2 separate regions of the Homo sapiens genome follow, and region 2 is linked to region 1. Evidence: chromatin loops called from intact Hi-C (ENCODE). Cell type or tissue: psoas muscle. All regions are shown on one strand. Each heading gives the region's core, and the rest is flanking DNA. Links, peaks and the distances in the headings are about the cores only.

The links. A loop is a pair of places that touch in the nucleus more often than their neighbours do. Peaks named below come from ENCODE experiments on the same cell type or tissue, not always from the same donor. Only the 100,000 strongest peaks of a DNase experiment are listed, where the experiment ranks them.
Region 2: it touches region 1 in a loop (6-fold over the local background); 41 of 110 quality-filtered maps call a loop at or near these places.

What each region holds. Positions count from the first base shown.
Region 1 is chr3:129,225,049-129,227,967 of GRCh38, forward strand. No RefSeq gene overlaps it. Among named protein-coding and RNA genes, the nearest start is that of COPG1, 23 kb to the right of the region's middle. In psoas muscle, for the core only: no CTCF peak of the experiment used is centred there; DNase peaks (open chromatin) are centred at 143 and 1,543; H3K4me3 peaks cover 1,394 bases; H3K27ac peaks cover 2,500 bases.
Region 2 is chr3:129,173,473-129,176,391 of GRCh38, forward strand. The region is part of intron 1 of CNBP (CCHC-type zinc finger nucleic acid binding protein); the gene reads right to left. Among named protein-coding and RNA genes, the nearest start is that of CNBP, 9.0 kb to the right of the region's middle. In psoas muscle, for the core only: no CTCF peak of the experiment used is centred there; no DNase peak of the experiment used is centred there; H3K4me3 peaks cover 2,461 bases; H3K27ac peaks cover 2,500 bases.

The sequences.
Region 1 (2,919 bases), core at 108-2,607:
AAGCAAATCAGAGACTATGTTGCGAAAGAATTGTAATCAGCCTCGGTGACTGTGAGAGTTATTTAGGACACAGCCTCTTGCTCAGTTACAGCTCCAGCCTAGGGCCAGCAGGGCACTGGGACATGCTGGCAGCCACTGCATACTGGGCACCGGAAGGAGGATCTGCAGCAAGCTGGGACGTGGAAGGAAGCCACAGGACTTCCTCTGCAAGCTCTGCCAAGCCAAACGAGTATTATCTGCCCTCGAGTTTGTTTTTGCCATGGCTAAACACGGACTGCAAGTTGAACGTAATCCAAGCAGATCATTTCCCTGCAATTTTAAAAAGCAACGTAAATCCTAGACTTGACATGGTTCAAATCAGCTGGAGCAGGGCATCTCAGGGAGTAAGAGAGACTTGGGCTACTTCTAATTTTGTTTATTGATATGAAGAAATAGTAAATACAACTTAAAAATTTTGGTATGCTGTATTTTATTTATGAATTGCTTTTAGAGACAGGGTCTCAGTCTGTCTCCTGGGCTGGAGTGCAGTGGCACAATCATAGCTCACTGCAGCCTTGAACTTCTGGGCTCAAGCAATCCTCCTTCAGCCTCCCAAAGTGCTGGGATTATAGGTGTGAGCCACCGTGCCTGGCCAGGTAAGCTTATTTTAAAATAGTAATATACATTTTTTAAACCTTTAGTCACCTTTTCAAGTAAAGCACCTCTACATTTAAAACAATGGAGTTAGCCAGTCATGGTGGCTCATGCCTATAATCCCAATTTTAGGTAGGCTGAGGCGGGAGGATCAGTTGAAGCCAGAAGTTCAAGACCAGCCTTGGCAACAAAGTGATACCCCATTTCTACAAAAATTGTTTTTTTAAAAAAGTTAGCTAGGCATGGTGTATGCCTGTAGTCCCAGCTACTGGGGAGGCTGAGGTAGGGGGATCACTTGAGCCTATGAGCAGAGATCATACTACTGCACTCCAGTCTAGGTGACAGAATGAGAACCTGTCTTTTTTTTTTTTTTGAGATGGGGTCTCGCTCTGTCGCCAGGCTGGAGTGCAGTGGCGCAGTCTTGGCTCACTGCAACCTCTGCCTCCTGGGTTCAAGCGATTCTCCTGCCTCAGCCTCCCAAGTAGCTGGGATTACAGGCACGTGCCACCATGCCCAGCTAATTTTTGTATTTTTAGTAGAGATGGGGTTTCACCATGTTGGCCAGGCTGGTCTTGAACTCCTGACCTCATGATCTGCCCGCCTCAGCCTCCCAAAGTGCTGGGATTACAGGCATGAGCCACCGTGCCCGGCCTGAGACCCTGTCTTAAAAACAACAACAACAAAAATCCCACAAAATACAATGGAGTCCATTGTTAATTTGAAAAAGTATAGTAAACACACAGAAACATTTTATATATATCCTATCACGCATAGTGTATTTCAGATGTTATGGTTGGATAAAGAAAGACAAATTCAAGGTAATATGATAAGCATCTTCTTTTAGTCCTGCCAGCGTGTCTCTGACTCATGCACACCCTTGTATGGAGAGGAAGCTCTTGGAGAGTGCGCAGGCTGGCCACCCGCCCATGACATGCCCTGCTGTGGGAAAGCCAGAGCAGGGAGTGGATAGAGCCTGTGACTTGGAATCAAAAGACTCAGGGCGGAATTGCAGCTCTGCCATTTCTTGTGTCAACTCTAAGCCTGTATCATCCACTGTAAGATGGAGATAGTAATAAAACCTTCTTCGCAGAGTTGTGGGGAAGATTCACCAAGATTAACACATAGGAAAGCCCACAGCACACTTTAGCATGTAGGTTGCCCAAATGTTTGCTCCCTTTGACTGTCTCTTCCTGGCTGGATGTGAGGATTATGTTGGATGGTGTACGTGAAAACAAATGTTAGTTATAATTAGAAATGGGTAACAGGGTCCTGAATCTAATTCAAGACACCACATCTGATTGTGTGTATGTTGTGTCAGAGTGTCTGCAACAGGTTGTTAGTCCTCCAATGCTACGATATTTTTTAACCTCCTTCTGAGCCCCTCCCTGTCTGGCAGTCCCTAGACCTAGCTAGCTTCTCAGAATAGGTTCTGGAAATGCAGAGAACATTCAGGAGGCAGGCTCACGGCCTGAAAAATAAGGGTCGCAGCTCCTGACTCAACTAATACTTCAAGGCAGCGTCCAAAGGTCCAACAAGACAACTCACTGCATGCTCCCTCACACGTTGTCGGCAGGCTGGAGTGCAGTGGCGCAATCTCCGCTCACTGCAAGCTCCGCCTCCTGGGTTCACGCCATTCTCCTGCCTCAGCCTCCCGAGTAGCTGGGACTACAGGCGCCCGCCACCACGCCCGGCTAATTTTTTGTATTTTTAGTAGAGAGGTTTCACCGTGTTAGCCAGGATGGTCTCGATCTCCTGACCTCATGATTCACCCACCTTACCTTCCCAAAGTGCTGGGATTACAGGCGTGAGCCACCGTGCCTGGCCTTCCCTCAAAGATTCGGAGGTAATTTCAATTCTCCTACATCACCACTGTAGCATTGTCACACTGAGGAAAATTAAGTATATTTAGACAGAATCTTTGAACAAGGGTTTTGGGAAAGGAGATAACTGATATCTGAAATCACAAGAAATTCAGCCAGGGTGCTAGGCCAAATGTAGGCTGTGGGAAGGAAAGGGCTTTGTGCTTCTTGAAGGCCAGGACAAATGCTTGAAGTTAGCATCATTCAAAGGTGTGCTTAAAGCCATCTGTGGGAGACCTCAGCTGCCTGGATCTTGAGTACGTGTGATTAACTGCCTTGTGTATTAGCAACCCCTGGGAAGATCCCACTGATGAACAGGGTGAAATGACATGAAAAACAGCCGTGAATAAGCCTTTGAGAAATGAAACAAACTAAACCCACAAGTCATCCTAGCAAGCAAGGGGAAAAAGAAAAGATTCAGTGCAGA
Region 2 (2,919 bases), core at 108-2,607, 52 kb before region 1:
GTTTTCTTTTATTCTCCCCTTTCCAAATGTTTCTGTAATGTAATTTTACATTTTAAACAATGCTACTTAGAATTTCATAATAAACTCCTTTAATTGGTTATCATTTTAAAATAAAAATAAAACTCCCACTAAAGCAAATGGATTTTGTACTTATGTAACAATCTAAAAATAAATTGAGGCTATTCTTAAAATAGAATGAAATGGAATAGAACATAATGAAAACAATGCAACTACATTTTCACACTTCCATATCTAAATATTTTTACCCTTAATTCCACTGTCAAACAATGGCACACAAAGTCGTATTTTAAATATCCTCTCAAACCTAAGCACAGGCACCATCATCTAGAAAAACATATTTCCAACTGAGTAAAACTTGAGTGGATAATCGAATTAGCTAACCTAACCACAGTGCCAAAGACCCAAAACGCAGTCCGAAAAATGGCAAGGTTCTCCACTTTCAGTAACTGTTTAATCATTAACTTGTGGACAAATTTAGTGACTTAAAATTACACTGAAGTTGAGTTTCAAAAAGTTCCCATTGTCAAATATACAAAAGAAAATAACACAATACTCACTTACCCCAACTCTGTGTAATCTGATTTAGGATAAATTCTTAGAGAAATCTTTCTACTAACTCTTGCCACTTGCCTATGAACATATTACCAAAAAAATTATATGGCTATGAGTTACTGGTGCTTTCAGATATACAAAACATTTCTAGTCAGAACAAACAGCCAGTGAAGGATATTAAAAACAGATTTTTACAGAATTTGAAATAGTATCTGCTTTGTAATCATTCTTTTAACTGTACTAGTATTAGCATCCTAAATTATGTGAAGTATTTGCTGGTTTCCACCACAGAAGAGTCAGAATTAAAAAAAAAAAAAAAAAAAAAAAAACGAATGGCGGGCAGGGCACGGTGGCTCACACCTGTAATCCCAGCACTTTGGGAGGCCGACGAGGATGGTTCACCTGAGGTTGGGAGTTCGAGACCAGCCTCACCAAGAAGGAGAAACCCCGTCTCTACTAAAAATGCAAAATTAGCCAGGCTTGGTGGCTCATGCCTATAATCCCAGCTACTCAGGAGGCGGAGGCAGGATAATCTCTTGAACCCGGGAGGTGGAGGTTGTTGCAAGCCAAGCAATTGCACTCCAACGTGGGTTACAAGAGTGAAACTCCATCTCAAAAAAAAAAAAAAAAAGGCATATAAAATGGTCAAAGAAAAAAGGCTGCTTATGGCACCACTTCCTCCCCATCTTCATTTTGTATCTTCTCCAATTTAGTCAGATCAGCTTGAGCTCATTTAACTATTGATCTCAAGGAATTATTTGCACATAAATGATTACTTTTACAGTGTAATCCAGACAATTTGCAAGGCCTGAATATCTTATAATTTAATATTTAAACAAGATACATCTCTTTTAGAAAATACAAAACAAGGATGGGCACAGTGGCTCACACCTGTAATCCCAGCACTTTGGGACGCCAAGGCAGGAGGATCACCTGAGGTCAGGAGTTGGACATCAGCCTGACCAACACAGTGAAACTCCATCTCTACTAAAAACACAAAATTAGGGCAGGCGTGGTGGCTCACGCCTGTAATCTCAGCACTTTGGGAGGCAGGCGGATCATGAGGTCAGGAAATCAAGACCATCCTGGCCAACATGGTGAAACCCCAAATCTACTAAAATAAAAAAATTACCCAGGCGTGGTGGTAACGCGCCTGTAGTCCTAGCTACTCGAGAGGCTGAGGCAGGAGAATCGCTTGAACCCGGGAGGTGGAGGTTGCAGTGAGCTGAGACTGGGCCACCACACTCCAACCTGGGTGACAGAGCAAGACTCCGTCTTCAAAGAAAGAAAGAAAGAAAAAAAACTATTCTGTAAAACAGATATGCATCTCAGTGGCAAAGGCAGAACTTTACACACTAGAATATAACAGAAGTTTTAGATGTTTTGCTTTTTTTTTTTTTTTTTTGAGACAGTCTCGCTCTGTCACCAGGCTGGAGTGCGGTGGCGCCATCTTGGCTCACTGCAACCTTCACCTCCTGGGTTCAAGCGATTCCCCTGCCTCAGCCTCCCACATAGCTGGGACTACAGGCGTGCACCACCACGCCCAGGTAATTTTTTGTATTTTAGTAGAGACGGGGTTTCACCATGTTGGCCAGGATGGTCTCGATCTCCTGACCTAGTGATCCACCCGCCTTGGCCTCCCAAAGTGTTAGGATTACAGGCGTGAGCCACTGCGCCCAGCCTGTTTTGCCATTTTTAGTCACACATAATTTTGTTTACTAGAGTAAATTAATGCTAATAAAGAAAACACTAAGTCTTAAAAGGGAAGAAAAACATTAATAGCCTCCAAATGTCATCAACATGACACGTGATTTTAAAAGAGGTCTTTGAGTGGCCTTAGGTACTATGTATGCAATCTGCCCTCTCCTCCCTTTGGCTAACCCTATCGCAGTGAATCAGGTGGTCTACAGTTTCACTGGTAACTGGTCCCTTGTGATAGACTTGTCTCTTTAATAACATTATTAAACTAACCACTTTCCACAATGTTTTAGACTCACACTACTTATATTAGGCAGCAGGTCCCCATCCTAGCACTCATCTCATATGAACATTATTTAGTTTAAAGGTCTTTACAGAATTCCATGATATTCCTTAGGAAAACTAAGGTAAGGTAAGACAGCTGAGAATCATGGCTCCATGAGTCTGTCTCATTGCCTGTGACTGCTCCTGGCTGGAATTTCACTGCACTGTCCTGGTCTCCCCTGCTCCTTTTCCACCTGTCACAACTTTTTCCAACCTTCACGGGCCAACTCAAATGCCAACTCTATAAAAGAATCTGACTACATCTCCCAGCCTGGAACTACCCTCCCTATTAAGTCCCAAGACACTTTGTTAATATCTGTCTAA